Regions from separate parts of the Homo sapiens genome. Here region 2 is linked to region 1. The links are chromatin loops, found by intact Hi-C in ENCODE. Cell type or tissue: body of pancreas. All regions are shown on one strand. Each heading gives the region's core, and the rest is flanking DNA. Links, peaks and the distances in the headings are about the cores only. Region 1 overlaps DHCR7 (7-dehydrocholesterol reductase). Region 2 overlaps SHANK2 (SH3 and multiple ankyrin repeat domains 2).

Region 1 (8,323 bases), core at 241-8,240:
CCAGGTGAGGGTGCCTGTGACCCCAAAGCCCCAGAGGCAGTGTTACAGTGCTCCTTTAGTTCTGCCATTTGTGGGTGGTGGTGTGTTAGCAGCTCAGTTGTCCCCCTGCCTTGTCATGTGGGGTGGCTGCCCTCCACTGGCAAGGGCAAAGGGCTAGTGTGACAGCCTTTCTGGGTACTCACACTAGCTGGGTCCCACTCTTGCCCAGCATCCAAAAAGAATGAAGTCATATGGACACTTGAAGGATGGTGAAGGCCGAGAATTTTACTGAGCAACCAAAACAGCTCTAAGTGGAGAGGGGAGCTAGAGAGGGGCCAGGAAGGGCAGGTCATCTTCCCCAAAGTCAGGCCGTCTCCCCTCTACTGAATGAGTCTGGAGTCTTTATAGGTACAGGATGGGGAGTGCATGCTGATTGGCTTGTGAGTATGCAGTAAAAGGTTAAAACTAGGCTGGGCACGGTGGCTCACGCCTGTAATCCCAGCACTTTGGGAGGCCAAGGCGGGCAGATCACCTGAGGTTAGGAGTTCGAGACCAGCCTGACCAACATGGAGAAACCCAGTCTCTACTAAAAATACAAAAATTAGCCGGGTATGGTGGTGCATGCCTGTAATCCCAGCTACTCGGGAGGCTGAGGCAGGAGAATGGCTTGAACCCGGGAGGCGGAGGTTGCAGTGAGCAGAGATTGCGCCACTGCACTCCAGCCTGGGTGACAGAGCAAGACTCTGTCTCCAAAACAAACAAACAAAAGGTTAAAGCAAAGATGCCACTCAAAGGTGGACACAACAGTGTAGGAAACCAATTAGGAAAGGTTGGGTATATGTAAAATAGGTGAAGGGTGGGGATCCATCAGAGGGAAGTGCACCAAACAGCAAGACAAGTTGTCAGTCCAGTCCAAGGATAGCTTGGCTTTCAGGCTTTAAACTGTCTTTGGCTTGGAGGTGGGGCTTCACCGGGGATCCACCTCTGTCTGCTGGGCATTTGGCTGCCTCCTGTCGCTATCACTGACGCCCACCTCTGACAGTACTCCAGACAAGAAGGGCTGACTCCTGCTCCTGAAACAGCCCTCCCTGCAGGCAACGTGGTGAAACCAAGCCCAGTCGGCCCTCGGTGGCACCAGTGCCTGCGTGGAAACCCCCCTCCTGGCCAGAAGTCCTCCTCCTCCTCCTTGGCCTGCTTAGGGCAGGAAGGTCTAGTTTATTAAAAACAAATGCATTGTATCTGTCCAGGTGCAAGCAGCCTTCCTCACCACTACTATAATCCTGCAGAAGTGTTGCTGAAAAATAACATTTATCAAAAATACAGAAAAAAACCACTATCTATTACCTCCGCTATGCAGCTATGAATAGCATTAATGTTTATGTTTTGGTATATATCCTTTTATGTATATATTTCATATGAAAACTTTATTTTTTTTGAGACAGGGTCTTGCTCTGTTGGCCCAGGCTGGAGTGCAATGGCACAATCACGGTCCACTACAGCCTCAACCTCCCCAGGCTCAGGTGATCCTCCTGCCTCAGCCTCCTGAATAGCTGGGACTACAAGCATGTGCCACCATGCCCAACTAATTTTTTAATTGTTTTTACAGAGATGGGGTTTCGCCATGTTGCCCTGGATGGTTTCAAACTCCTGAACTCAAGTGATCTGCCCACATTGGCCTCCCAAAGTGCTGGGATTACAGGCGTGAGCCACTGCGCCCAGCAGAAAACTTTATTATCTACCATACTTGCACCAACATTGTTATTGAAACATATTCCTCCTCCCTTGATTTCTTCAGGGTAAATTTCTTGACGTGAATGAACAGAACTCCTACGTACTGTTTAGGAGAACACTGGCTTCTTGTTGACCTTGGTGATGCTGGGAGTTACTGCTGCAATAAAGTTTGCCAATGTGATCAAGTTTGCCAAAGGATCACGTGATGTTAACTTTCCTCCCTCTAATTACTAGGGAAATTGAACAGCTTTTCAGATCTTCATTGGTCATTTATATTTTTTAATGGTATTTTCAATTGACAATAATTGTTTATATTTATGGGGTACAATGTGATGTTTTGATACATGTGTAAATTGCAGAATGAGTAAATCAAGCTAATTAACATATCCATAACTTCATCTGTGTATTTTTGTGGGCATAGTGAGAACACTGAAAATTTACTCTTAGCAATTTTGAAATATATAATACATTCCGAACTATGGTCACCCACCATGCTGTGCCACAGATCTCAGAAACTTATTCTCCTGTCTAACCCAAACATTGTACTCTGTGACCTACATTGCCCCTTTGCCTCTCCTCCTTAGGTTTAAATTTGGCCTCTACCAGTTGCTAGTTCTGTCATTTGGGGTGAGTTGCTTTAAACCCCAGGCCTCAGTTTCCCAAGAAATCAGCTGTGCCATCAAAGACAGTGCCTGCAATCTGCGCAGCTCCTCCCAGGACAGAGATATGTGCTGAGCAATTGATTGTTAAATGTGGACCAGAAAGCAGATCTGCTGGAGCCAACAGCAAGCAGGGTGGTTTCTGAGAAAGGCCTCACCTCGCTTTCGAAGGTTGAGGTTGGAGAGGGTGGGGTGTATCAGGATTGAATCTACTCATGGGAAAATAGCCTCTCTGAATGTGCCCACTGGATTCCTGCCCTGACCCTGTCCTGGGGTACTGGATGCCTGCCCCTTATCAGAGGGCAGTGCCATGCCCTGTAAAGCACAGTTCAGATGGCCCTGGCAATTGGTCCGAGCCGTCCTTCATTCTGGAAGGGGGCAAAGGCCAGGCCAGCTTCCCAGGGATCAGGCACTGTGGCTTCACTGGGAACAGAATGCTCTCTGTACATGGAGAATGGTAGAGGCTGGCACTGTCTAATCTGAGCTCCTGGATCACCCTGTTCTCGCCCAGAGAGAAGCTGGCTCCATCTGGGGATGAGTGAGGGCAGACGTGTCTGGTGGGACAGAGCCTGGGCCACAGCCTTGCACCTGCAGAACCCATTGTACAAACACACAGTGCATGGAAGAGGAACCTGCAGCCCAGCACAAAGCTGCTCAAACAGAAACCAAACCAAAAGCTAACCTCAGCCAATTCAGAGGCAGGTCCACATCTGAACCAAGAGCTCTCCCAGCAAATTGGCCTGGAAAGCCCTTCTCACATCAAGGCAGGAAGATAATAATGACCCTCATCTTTCAAAAGAGGAAGCTGAGACACTGAGAGGGTAGGTCCCCTGAAGGTCATACAGCTCTTAAATGCTGGGGCCAGGATTCCAACGCAGGCAGGGAGGCCCGGATCTGAGCTCACAGTGACCACACCCCAGCCTCTGTGAACTGAATTTACGCAATGTCTGGGAAGAAAAGGCAGGGTCCACTCCGCTCAGAGCCATGCAGGGCAGTGTGCTCCCGTCTCCCCGGCATTTGAATCACTCTTGTGGTGTGTGTCCAGCACAGATGCACGGGACCCCTCAGGCCCATATCCTCAAACAGGTAGTGGTGGGGCACCAGTGCACGAACACTAGGGCTCAGCAGTCAGCCTGGGCGGGTCACAGTTCCGATACCCTCCAGGCTGTCTGGGAGGCGGCCTGGCTGTGGGACCAGTTCTCATGTGAAGCAATGAAGCCACTCTGAGCTTGGCCCCCTGCCCTGGCATGGGCACTGGGCTGCCTGTGTGAAACTCTTGTTTCTCCAGGTGCAAGACAAACCTGGCACTCTTTCTGGCTTCTCCATTCACTTGCCGGGGGCAGGTGGCCAAGCCTGGTTTCATCTCCTTGGGGGGGAATGGAATACTCTCCACATTCAACCCAAAAACAGCCCCAGCAAAGGGCTGACATGGGAGGGAGAGGGGCAGGGTGGCGCCACGCACCCACGGGCACCCAATGCTTTGACGCCGAGACCCAAGCATCTCTCTCAGACATCCCTTCTCATACCAGAAACAGAGCCCACGTATACCAGTCAGACCTGCAGTCAGGCCCATTCACGAGTCAGGCCCATTCACCAGTCAGAAACCACACAGCCACTTATTTGAACAGGGGAAGTTTAATATAAAGATGAACTCTACTCGGAGCATAGAGTTTAAAAAGAGTTCTACACAACACCCTAGGGATGAGGAAGAATGCCTCAGGGAAGAAAGCACAGAAAAGGAGGTGCCCTCCCGAGGCTGGGACTGAGACCTCCTCGCTGGAGAAGGTGTGGGAGGCCCCTGAGGGTGAAGTTCCCCGGGTTGCTCGAGCCAGAGTCTGCACAGTCATAGGGCAAGCAGAAAATTCTTTCGAGAGGGTGGGCGCTCACAGGGAATCGGGAAGCAGAGCCCACCTGCCTACACCTGAAAGGCCACAGCCGGTGCTGGGACCTCTCTGAGGTCTGCAGACTCCAGGCAGAGCACTCCTGGCAGCTGTGCAGCAGGAGCAGGAAGGAAACGACATGAAAGCCCCTTTCTCCCCAGTGTCCCAGTTCAACACCGTGCACGCTACCAAGGAGAAACGGCGCACGGGCCCCACCCACGACTGCAGAGCAGGCAGGGGAGGGGGATCTAGAGCTGAAAGGCAATACATGGATAACGCGCACGCCCCACTCCCACTTTTATTTAGCAAGAGTAAATGCAGCCTAATGACAGGGCGTGGGAAGACCTCCTGCTCACCAGTGTGGGCAGAGTGTAGCGTGGCCTGGGCTCCTAATACAGGTAAATTGTCTCCAAAGGACTAGTAAAGGTGACTGGGTCATCCTCCTGCCCCAGGGACACTGATTAGAGAAAATCCGTCTGTGCTGGCAATACGGCAGTGCTGGACACTCGGAATTCCCTTGAAGGCAAAAGCAAGGAACAGAGCGTGATTAGGTACTGGACACCTGCCAAGTGCTGGGCTCTCTCCAGTTTACAGATGAGGAAACTGAGGCTCCTCGAGTTGGAGCTGGGATGCCAGCCCCCATGGACCTGGCAGAACACGCTCTTGACAGCCCCACAGGGCTTCTCCCTAGGGCGTGCCCTTAGAAGATTCCAGGCAGCAGGCGGTAAGGCACTGCGGCGGTGTAGCGCTCCCAGTCCCGGCCGTACTTGCTGGCGCAGCGGTGCTCGTCCCGGAGGCAGCGGTGGGTCAGCAGGATGGCCATGTAGATGATGTAGAAGTAGGGCAGCAGGTGGCCGCCGCCACAGGCCAGGCAGTAGGCCAGGCTGCCCATCAGGTCGCCGACGTAGTTGAAGTGGCGGGCCACGCCCCAGAAGCCCGACACCAGCAGCTTGCTGTGGTGCCTCTGCCCATCGGCGGATGTGTAGGAGCACTCGATGACCTTGGGCTTCCTGCCCCAGATGAGGCAGCGCCCATCCGTGCGGCGGAACAGGTCCTTCTGGTGGTTGGCCACCCGGAAGATGTAGTAGCCCACCAGGCCCAGCAGCAGGACGCCCACGGCGTGCGGGGTGGACAGCTGCACGGGGTGGTACACCAAGTACAGACCCTGGGGGGCGAGGGGGAAGGGGTCAAGCGGTGCTTTGCCCAGGGAGAGGACAGGAGTGTGGGCTCGGGGGCCCAGCGGCCTGGGGTCAAACCCCAGCTCTGCCTCTGACACACGCCTTGCCTCCGTGTTCTCTTCTGTGAATAAAAGCACCAACCTTGAGGGCTGTTGTGGTCATTAAATGAGTAACTCTACCTGCCTTCTACCTGTCTGTGTGTGTATGTGTGTGTGTATATATACCCCCTATATATATGACATATAGCATAAACATCAAATATGTAACAGTATTAAAAATATAATCTGAATTTAATATTGTGATGGTCAATTTAACGTGTCCACTTGGCCAGGCCATTGTTCCCAGATATTTGGTCAAACACTAGTTGTAAAGGCATTTTTCAGATGAGGTTCATATGTTAATCAGTCAACCAGGCAGAGTGGATGACCCTTCACAATGGGGGTGGGCCTCATCCAATCAGTTGACAGCTTTAAGAGACAGAAGACCCACCTTCCCCAAAGAAGAGGGAATCTGCTAAAAAGTGGCCTTCTGGCCATGCACAGTGGCTCACACCTGTAATCCCAGCACTTTGGGAGGCCAAGGCGGGCGGATCACGAGATCAGGAGTTTGAGACCAGCCTGACTAACATGGTGAAACCCCATCTCTACTAAAAGTACAAAAATTAGCTGGGCGTGGTGGCATGCACCTGTAATCCCAGCTACTCGGGAGGCTGAGGCAGGAGAATCACTTGAACCCAGGAGGTGGAGGTTGCAGTGAGCCAAGATCACACCACTGCACTCTAGCCTGTGTGACAGAGCGAGACTCCGTCTCAAAAAAAAAAAAAAAGTGACCTTCTATTTAAGCACAGCATCAACTCTTCCCTGGGGCTCCAGGCTGCCCTGAAGATCTTGGACTTGTCACTCTTCAATCACATGAGTTGAAAAATACATCTCTTTCTTACACGTATACCCTCCACCCCTCTATTGATTCTGCTTCTTGGGAGAAACCTAATATATAGTATAAAAAATGTACATCTCGAGACACACACAGAGGCTAAAGCAAGTAAGAGCTATTATATAGTGGGACCTATTGCTACGTTTTCACATCCTTGGAAAATGGAGTTTATAAAACCAGGGAACCAGCAGACCTGCAGCCAGCCAGGTGGAGAAATGGGGCCGGGTGGGCCATGCGGGGGGCTCCAAGGACCTGGTGTGAGCATGGGGCCAGCTGGGGCTCTGCACCCTCCACCTGGTACTGGCCCCCTCTGCTGTGGGAATCCTGGTTTTCCAGGACACCCGCACCTCCATCCCACAGGACTGGCTGTCACAGGTGATGCCGGGCCTGTCACATCCTGAATAGGTGACAGCCTCTCCACGTTGGTTCTCTCCACTTGGGCACAGCCTCTTGGGGCAGGCCACCCCACCGTTCTGCTAAGCAAGTGCCCTGGGGTGAGTTATTTCTGTCCCCAGGGGGCTCGTTGCTCTTGAAATGGGCAGGTGGCATCTGGTCAAGCAGCCACCTTACCTGGGAGCCCAGCACTCTCCCCAAATCAGAGCAGGGCTGCTCTCGTTGAGCTGGGAGGGGAGTGGGGGGCTTGATGCCAATGACAAGGCCACTTGCTATCCCCTACTGTCCTGGAACTCCCAGGGCAGCCCTGCCCCAGTGCCCAGCACATCCTAGGAGGCAGGAATGAAGAGGACCCCTCCTGCCAGTGCCCGCACTGACCCACCTCCACCTCCACTGCCCCATCCAGCCCTGAGCCGGCATCTGCCCTACTTTGCAGATGTTAGGGACATACTCAAGGCCACCTCCCTGGCTGCTGGCCCAAGCTGGCTGAGCTGGCTAATACACGAGGCCTTCCCTTCTTCCTAGAAACAGGGGGCAGCTTTGGTGCCCCCAAGGACAGACGCTTCTGCAAGGAGAAAGCTTAGCATGTGTCTGCCAAATGCCCCGCTGGGCCAGCTCTGCCCACCTCCTCACCTGCAGCGTGTAAAGATAAGGCAGCCAGACACAGTCGCCCCAGCCCAGGTACCACCCGAAGTGGTCATGGCAGATGTCAATGGTCTTCAGGTACCAGGTTTCGTTCCAGAAGAAGTCAATCACGTAGATGGCCTGCAAGACAGAAGCAGCCGCTGACCACCCCCGGCCCTCCTGGGGCCCCCATGGACCTCGGGGAAATCACACTCCACGCAGATGCAGCAGGGGGTGCTCGGGAGCTGCTCAGCAACTTCCTCAATGCTGGGGCTGTTCCTTCCCTGCGGCTGGGGCTGTTCCTGCCTGGGTCATGGGCAGGGCTAAGGGCTTCCTTGTCCTCAGAACCACCCCGAGCCCATGGCCCTGGCATCTCTCCCAGCCCAGGTTCTCAGGGCTTGCAATGGCGCGTGCCAAGGGGAAGGGATACATTCATCCCATCCAGGTCAACCTCCTGCCCGAGCAACGTCCACAGCTCCTGACAGGCCTCCCTCACCCTCTCGGGTTCTCCTAGCCAGCTCCCGCTGGCTCCCTGGGTGACGCTTCCGAATGCACCTGATCGCTGCCACCCTGCACCCCAGCTCAGCACACACTTTCTGGGTCTTGCTGCTTTTAAGATAAAGAGGAAGACTTCCATGAGGCCTCCAGCCTCACCTGGCTCTGAGCTCCTGAACGCTCTCTGGTCAGGATGCGGGATGTTTCTGAGTGTCCCAGACTTGCCACCCTCTCTCCCTACAGGGGGTTCCTGGAGCATGCACTCTTGCCTCCACTCTACCAGGTTAACTCCCACACACCCCCAGATTCTACCCAGGTGTAATCCCCAAGGGAGACCTTCCTGGACCACGCCTGGCTGCGTAGAACCTGCCTCCTCCCCTCCCAGGGCTGGCAGAGACAGGCACCCAAGGATGGCTTCCTTCACCAAGTGCTCGCCGGCTGCTTCCTGGTG
Region 2 (8,323 bases), core at 25-8,024, 330 kb before region 1:
CCGCCAAAGCCAACTCTGTGTTTCTCCCTCTGCATCCAAAACCAGGAGAAAACAACATTGACTGAGCTGCCGTAGTTGATGCTGATGACAGGAACATTCTGGAACTCTATTAAAGGTGACGCATACCCCATACGCTTAACCACTGATATGGTTTGGATGGGTGTCCTGCCCAAATCTCACGTGGAGATGTAATCTCCGGGGTTGGAGGTGGGGCCTGGTGGGAGGTGACTGGATCATGGGGGCAGATTTGTCATGAATGGTTTAGCACCATCCCCTTCCTTGGTGCTGTCCTGACAATTGTGAGTGAATTCTTGCAAGATCTGATTGTTTAAAGGTGTGTGGCACCTCTCTCTCTCTCCCTCCCTCCCTCCCCCCCTCCCCTTCTCCCTCTCCCCCCCTCTTTCTCTCTCTCTCTCCTGCTTTCACCACGGGATGCACCTGCTCCTCTCTCTCTCTCTCTCTCCCTTGCTTTTGCCATGCAATGCACCTGCTCTCCCTTTGCCTTCCGCCATGCGTAAAAGCTCCCTGAGGCCTCCCCAGAAGCAGATGCCACCAGCTTCCTGTACAGCCTGCAGAACCTAGAGCCAATTAAACCTCTTTTCTTTATAAACTACCCAGCCTCAGGTATGTCTTTACAGCAATGTGAAAATGGCCTAATAGCACCACAACGCTCACCTAACGCTCACATTTTCCCGGCACCACCGTAGGTGTTATCATTCAATTTAGGAGACAAGAGGATGGAAGCTGAGAGAGGTTCATTAACCTGGTCTTCACACAGCCAGCTGCAGAGAAGTAGGGGTTAATGTCTCCTCTCTGGGGGCTCTCCATGGACTGGCACTGAGCTGGGCATTGGAAGGGTCGCCTCTGCAGTCCCAACACAGGGCCCCCCCCATCCTGCATCTCTGAAGCCCAGTGTCTCCAACAGTGATGTCATCCGTGTGGCCAGGTAGTGTCTGCATTTCAGTCAGGAGGATGCGTATCCGTCCCTTATGCTCTGCCTTGACAGAAGCAAAGTGAAGGTGGTGTCTTCCCTGGCAGCACTGGGCTCTGGCCTCTCGTTGGAACTTGCGTTTAGCTTGTCCCCACTGATACTTGCTCCATGTGTGCCTGAGGGTTGCTATAAGCCATTGTGCTGGAATTACCCGCAGCTTCCTTTGTTTCTGAGAGCACCCACCCTGGTTCACTTTTCTCTTTTCCCCCGTCACCCTGGGTCCTCACTTTTCTCTTTTCCCCCATCACCCTGGGTCCCCACTTCCCTGCCCCTCTAACAGCACTGCTGGTTTCTCTCCTGATTTGGAAAAAACAAATGAGAATTCTTGAGACACTGGTGGCAGGCGCAGAAGCTGGGAAGCAGGGTGGTGTGAGACCAGGGCCATCTGCGCTGTCTGCAGCCGACCTGTGGGTCTGCACTTGGCCTTCGGTTTCAGAACTTTCTGCCTTAGTTACCCCTTTTCCCTTTTTATTTGCCATAAGTAATGTTTTTGGCCTTACAAAAAAATGCCACTGTGTATGATCGCTGTTAGTTTGATCTGTACAAAAACCCACACACGGGTGTTTATGGCAGCTTGACCCACAATTGCCAAAAGCTGGAAGCAGCCCAGATGTCCTTTAGGAGGCAAGTGGATAAGCAAACTGGGGTACATTGGAAAATGGAACATTATCCAGCACCAAAAGGAAACGCGCTTCCAAGCTGTGAAAGGGCCTGGAGGCACCTTCCGCACGTGCTGCCATGTGAAAGAAGCCGATCTGAAACCCACTGTGTGATTTTAAGATTCCAGCTCTAGAACATTCTGGAAAAGGCCAAACTACAGAGACAATGAAAAGGTCAGCAAGGTTGAGTGCGGTGGCTCACACCTGTAATCCCAGCACTTTGGGAGGCTGAGGTGGGTGGATCACTTGAGGTCAGGAGTTTGAGCCCAGCCTAGCCAACATGGTGAAACCCCATCTCTACTAAAAATAAAAAAATTAGTTGGGCGTGGTGGTGCACGTCTATAATCCCAGCTACCAGGAGGCTGAGGCAGGAGAATCACTTGAACTCGGGAGGCGGAGGTTGCAGTGAGCCAAGATCACGCCACTGCACTCCAGCCTGGGTGACAGAGAGAGACTCAGTCTAAAAAAAAAAAAAAAAAAAAAAAAGAAAGGGTCAGCAGCTGCCAGGGGCTCAGGGATGAAGAGGGGCACAGAGGAGCTCTCGGGCAGTGAAGCTGATCTTTATGATACTGTGACGGTGGATACAGGACATCTGGCAAAACTGACAACGTACAACACCAAGAGTGAACTCTCATGTAAGCTCCGGACTGGAGGATCACTGTTGGGTACAACTCCAGGCGTAAACCCTCATGTAAGCTCCGGACTTGAGGATCACTACTGGGTACAGCACCAAGCATAAACCCTCATGTAAGCTCTGGACTTGAGGATCACTGTTGGGTACAGCACCAAGCGTAAACCCTCATGTAAGCTCTGTACTTGAGGATCACTACTGGGTTACGACTCCAAGCGTGAACCTTCATGTAAGCTTGGACTTGAGGATCACAACTGGTTCACTGATTGTAACAGATGTCCTATACTAAAGCAAGATATTACTAACAGAGGAAACTGGGGGAGCAGTCAATATGGGAACTCACAGTACTTCTATTCAATTTTCTGTCAGCCTAAAACTGCTCTAAAAAATCAGCTCTGCTCATTTCACAAAAGGGAGGCAGGGGAAGAGGAAGTTCTGCTTTATAGAGAAATATCAGCTACTACAAGAAGCAAAGCTGGTTCATAAAATTGCCATTTGGCAACAACCAGGAGAGAACTGATTCCATAATTCTGCCTTAAATTTTAAAATTGAAAATAAGAGGCTGGGCTCAGTGGCTCACGCCTGTAATCCAAACACTTCAGGAGGCTGAGGTGAGAGGACTGCTTGAGCCCAGGAGTTTAAGACCAGCCTGGGTCACATAGGGAGACCCCCATCTCTACAAAAAAACACAAAAATTAGCCCAGAGGCTTGTCATCATGAGAATATTTCAGAACATTCATAAGGTAACTCTGTGCTACTGTCTCCATGGATCAGGCTCCCAAGCCATTTCTACTCAGCTCTGGGAAACATGGTCAGGTCTTTCTCCTTTAATTATGCTGCTTCACAACGGCTCACAACAACTATGGACCTTCTGCTTTGGTACCGGCCTAATCCAGAATTCCAGCGGCAGAATTCCAAGTATGGTGGCACGTGCCTGTAGTCCCAGCTATTCAAGAGGCTGAGGTGGGAGGATCAGCTGAGTTCAGGAGGTCAAGGCTGCAGTGAGCTGTGATCCTGCCAGCCTGGGTGACACAGTGAGACCCTGTCTCAAGAAGAAGGAAGGGGAGGGAAGGGGAGGGGAGAGGCCAGGCGTGGTGGCACACACCTGTAATCCCAACACTTCGGAAGGCCGAGGCCGGTGATCACTTGAACTCAGGAGTTTGAGACCTGCCTGGGCAACATGGCAAAACCCCGTCTCTACAAAGAATACCTTGGTGTGGTGCCACATGCCTGTAGTCCCAGTTACTTGGAGGGCTGAGGTGGGAGGATCACCTGAACCTGGGAGGATGAGGTTGCAGTGAGCTGAGATTGTGCCACTACAATCTAGCCTGGGTAACAGGGGGAGACCCTGTCTCAAAAAAAAAGAAAGGGGAGTGGAGGGGTAATGATTTCTGTCAAGGCCAAAACCAAAACACAATAAACCCCCAACCTCTATGCGTGGTCACCATCTCCCTGGGTGACGCAGGGAAGTGTCCCGTAAGGAAGCACGCAGGCATTCTTCCCTGCACGCATTCTGTCCTTGAGCACCAAACCCACTGGGCCCTGTCCCAGACCCTGGCCCCGTGGGTCTCTGCCTTTGCTGGAGACCCTAGAATGCCTGTCCTTAACTATGTGCTCTTTCCCAGGAGCCACTTATCGGGGACCTGATGACACCAGGGGTTCCTCTGTCTTCTCTGGGTTTGGTCTTTGTGATCAGTAAACCAGCCCAGAGGCTTGTCATCGTGGGAATATTTCAGAACGTTCGGAAGGTAACTGCGTGGTACCATCTCCACAGATCAGGTTCCCGAGCCTTTTCTACTCAGTTCCGGGGAAAGTGGTCAGGTCTTTCTCCTTTAATTATGCTGCTCCACAACGGCTCACAACAACTATGAACTTTTTGCTCTGGCACCAGCCTAATCCAGGATTTGAGTGGCAGCAGTTTTAACTCCAGGCAGGACCCAGAGAAATCGCTGCTTACCTGTTTCAGAGTCTGCACTGATGTGTTTTTAGCAGTGAATTGAGAGTCTATTCTGGAATAACAGTCATCTCAGAACCTTAAAGTCGAGACATTAACAGTCTGGTGGAGGAAGCCAGGGGGAGGCTTGGCTCAGGACAGGGGCCAATTACAGGGGGCACATCAGGAAGAGAGGTGCAGAGCAGCTCAGAGGGGACATCCAGCCTCCTTCTACTGCTGGCCAGGCCAAGGCGAGACAGAGAGCCACGCTGCCCAGTCCCCCGCAGCAGCATCAGAAATAGCCCTCGACGAGGCCAAGATGAAGACATAAGTGGCTCTGCCAGGGTGGTGAGAGCCACGGCCAAAGGCTGCCTCCAGGGAGAATCCGGGTCAGCAGCTCAGAATGAAGGCTGCCCCTGGATGTGCCCCAAGGCTCAAGGTCATGCTCAGGAGCACCTGGGTCCATTTACCTTCACAGCCTCACATGGAAAGGGCTCATGCCCTCACAGAGCCAGGAGCTGGCACAGGGGCCATCACTGAAGAGAAGCTGCCACATCAGCGCAGCACGAGACGCATCCACGTCAGGGAAAGATGGTCGGCCAGGGCCCTCCCAAGCCTCCTACAGACGTACACGCCCTCCATCGCACCACCATGCCTGAGCTCAGGCCTCTCTGCTTCCCAGCTCAGCTCCTCTCCTCCTCCCACTGCCTGCCCCACAGCTGAGGGCCACTGCAGCTGCCCACCTGCCCTCCAGATGCCCTACTACCCACCCCTGCCCACCACATGCCCTTGTCCCAATCACTCCCTTTCCCCTCTCCCCTTCTCCAGATGTCCCTACCAACACAAGCCCAACCCAGCCTCCTGCTCCAGGCCACCGGCTGAGACTGCCCAGACCTCCAGCGGAAGCCCAGCCTTGTCCACGTCACTGCCCTGCAAGCAGACCCCCAGGCTTCCCTGCCTCATGGAGGATCGGCGCAGGGCCTGGGGCTGCTCAGCTGTAGCCAGGCACTCACCTTCCTTCTTTCCCCCTATCCCCGGGGGCACTCTGTCCCCTCTGAGCCTCGCTCATGCAGTCCTGCCTCCCAACGTCACAGGCATCAAAGCTACCAGCAGCCACAAGCCCGTGCCGGCTTCTCCTGCTGCTCACAGCGAAGCCTAAGGGACACAGACAATTGCAAAAAGGCAAGGACAGTCCCCCGGCAGTGCTCAGACAGAGCTGTGCAGGCTGAATCCACACCCAGCGGGCCCCCCCCCAGCGTTCAGAGGTCGAGGGGGCTCCCACAAATGATGAGAAAGTGGCATTCTTTGGTTGACAAACACATTTGTTGTGTATTTTATATTTTTGAGGTGTGACACCAGTATGTGATGATGGCACTATACCATGCAGGGGCCAGAAGCAGGGCTGGCACACTCAAGACAAGAGGGGAGGGAGTCCAGGAGGAGTATTCCCAGCCCAGGACAGCCCACCTGAGGGGGCATACTCTGCTTTGCATGGAGACCCTCACCTCCACCCCTCTTGGTTCTCCAGTAGGACCTAACCTCTGCCTGCCAACTCCAGCTGGTGCCCTGCTGGCAAGAGACTGTCACCTGGGGTGACAGTGCCCACACCCAGGGACAGTGGGTGATGTCTGGAGACACTGTTGGTTGTCACAACTAGGGGTTGCTATTGATGCTGAGTGGAGGCGGGTACTGCCACTGAACCCTGTGATACATAGGATGGCCGCGCTGCAAAGACTCACACACTCGTGGAACCACCAAGGGCCTGGGCCATCTTTCCCGACCGATGCCCAGAGGCCCGCACTCATGAGGAATGTGGTTTCCAGCAGGGGAATAAGATGCATGGGTGCAGATGCCCATCTGCTGGGCTGCCCGTGCCCAGCGGGAGGCAGAAACACACATCCTCCACCTTTACAAACATACGTGTCTGTAAAGATCTGTGTGCCCAAGGCTGGCACAACACATGCGTGTCATCTGCTCATTCATTCACTCATTCACCTCCTCAACAATTCTGCACTGAACACCTGCCGTGCTCCAGGCCCCACGCAAGATGCTGGGGATGCCCCATGGACAAGGCGGGCTCGGCCCCTTCTGACTGAGAAGACAGAGGAGAGTGAGAATGCACCTTTAAACACCAAACAAAACCAAGTAAAAGGTAACTGCAGCGTTATTCACAGGTAGCCTGAGCAGTGGGCTGGCCTTCTCTACGCTTCCGTAAAGCCTGGTAAGGTCCCCTCTAGCAAGTGCTCACCTCCGGTCTCCGGGTCGTGGAAATTGGGATCCAGGCCTCGGTCCAGCATCTTGGTGATCTTCTCCACCAAGCGATGCTGAATGTGATCCATGCATTTCTTCAGATTGGTCTAGAAGGAAAAACAATACAATTGAAACATCTTTATAAGAAATGTCCCAACCTGAGCAACAAAGTGAGACCCCGTCTCTACAAAAAATAGAAAAATTAGCCAGACATGGCTGCACACGGTGGCTCACGCCTGTAATCCCAGCACTTTGTGAGGCCGAGGCGGGCAGATCACGAGGTCAGGAGATCGAGACCATCCTGGCTAACACGGTGAAACCCTGTCTCTACTAAAAATACAAAAAATTAGTCAGGCGTGGTGGCGGGCACCTGTAGTCCCAGCTACTCGGGAGGTTGAGGCAGGAGAATGGCATGAACCTGGGAGGCGGAGCTTGCAGTGAGCCGAGATCGCGCCACTGCACTCCAGCCTGGGCAACAAAGCGAGACTCCATCTCAAACAAACAAACAAACAAAAAATTAGCTAGACGTGGTGGCACATGTGATTCCAGCTACTTGGGAGGCTGAGGCAGGAGGATCGCCTGAGCCGAGGCTGCAGTGAGCTGTGTTCATGCCTCTGCACTCCAGCCTGGGCAACAGAGAAAGACCTGTCTCAAAAAAGAAAAACAAATGTCTTTCCAGGCTCTGGGAAAGTTCCTGACTGGTGCACTCGGGAGACCCACCCTCGCCAGGGTGCACCACAAGCCCTGAGGCTCCTGGAGCTGAGGCTTTTGGAACCACAGGGTGAGCACAGTGTCTGGCACGTGACAAGTACAATCGGCCTATCCTGGATGAATGTTTAAAATCCCCTCACCGTTCGCCATCCTAGTGCTACGGACTTAACGTGTGTGTCCCCGCAAAATTCATAGGTTGAATAATCTCCAATGTAATAGTATGGAGAGGTGAGGCCTTTGGGAGGTGACGAAGTCAGGAGGATGAAGCCCTCGTGAATGGGATTAGTGTCCCTGCAAAAGAGGTCCCAGAGAGCTCCCTCGCCCCTTCCTCCACGTGAAGACACAGCAAGACAATGGCCATCCAAACCAGGAACTGGGCCTTGGCCAGATGCTGAACCTGCCGATGCCACGATCTCAGACTTGCAGCCTCCAAAATGGTGAGAGTCACACTTTTGTTGTTTATAAGTTACCCAAGGTATTTTGTAAAAGCAGCGTAAATGGCCTCAGACACTTGCTGAGAGCTATGAATGCTCCTTTGCTTTCGTAAGAGACAGCTGGGCCGCTGGAGCACTTTTCCAATCTCCAGTTTCCAGGACCCACCTCCTGCCTCCATCCCCAGGGAGTGAGGCCCGCAGATTGGTACTTAACCCACTTTGTGGTGAACCCCATGGCCACACAGGCAGAAATAGCGATGCCTGGTCCCCGAGTGGCTCAAGGTGAAGTGCGGGACTCATTTCCTGTGAGGTCATGATGGTCCGCAGATCAACCTGATGGGGTGGGAACTTTCCCAGCCTCTGCCAGCCTCGCTGTAAGAAAAGTCATGATTCTCTGCCCATCCAGAGCCAGTCTGGGCTGTCTGAGCAGGACTGTGGGACTTGGCACCCTTCCGCCTGCTGCGTCTAACACTCCTCACCAGCCTAATTCTTTGCCCCTACTCCGTACCTCTCTCAAAACACACAGAAGGGGGACAAATGCGGCTTCTGACACAGCAGGTTCCTGGGCCCTTCAACCTCCTGGCACGTGCTAGATTTCCACCTGCCCATTTTCTGTATGTTTCGGAACTAGAACTGATCAAATGCCCTCAAACACATGACTTACACATGGTGTCACTGAAAACCTGCATTGCTATTTACAAATCAGCATTTTTA

Evidence for each region. A loop is a pair of places that touch in the nucleus more often than their neighbours do. Peaks named below come from ENCODE experiments on the same cell type or tissue, not always from the same donor. Only the 100,000 strongest peaks of a DNase experiment are listed, where the experiment ranks them.
Region 2: it touches region 1 in a loop (4-fold over the local background); 1 of 110 quality-filtered maps calls a loop at or near these places.

What each region holds. Positions count from the first base shown.
Region 1 is chr11:71,430,426-71,438,748 of GRCh38, forward strand. It overlaps DHCR7 (7-dehydrocholesterol reductase), which reads right to left. Exons shown (of 9, transcript NM_001360.3): 8 at 7,387-7,518; 9 at 3,986-5,414. The coding sequence ends at 4,950. Among named protein-coding and RNA genes, the nearest start is that of DHCR7, 14 kb to the right of the region's middle. In body of pancreas, for the core only: no CTCF peak of the experiment used is centred there; DNase peaks (open chromatin) are centred at 3,606 and 7,226.
Region 2 is chr11:71,103,479-71,111,801 of GRCh38, forward strand. It overlaps SHANK2 (SH3 and multiple ankyrin repeat domains 2), which reads right to left. Exons shown (of 26, transcript NM_012309.5): 6 at 6,463-6,571. Among named protein-coding and RNA genes, the nearest start is that of SHANK2, 140 kb to the right of the region's middle. RefSeq lists enhancers at 5,437-5,938, 5,939-6,438. In body of pancreas, for the core only: no CTCF peak of the experiment used is centred there; no DNase peak of the experiment used is centred there; H3K27ac peaks cover 936 bases.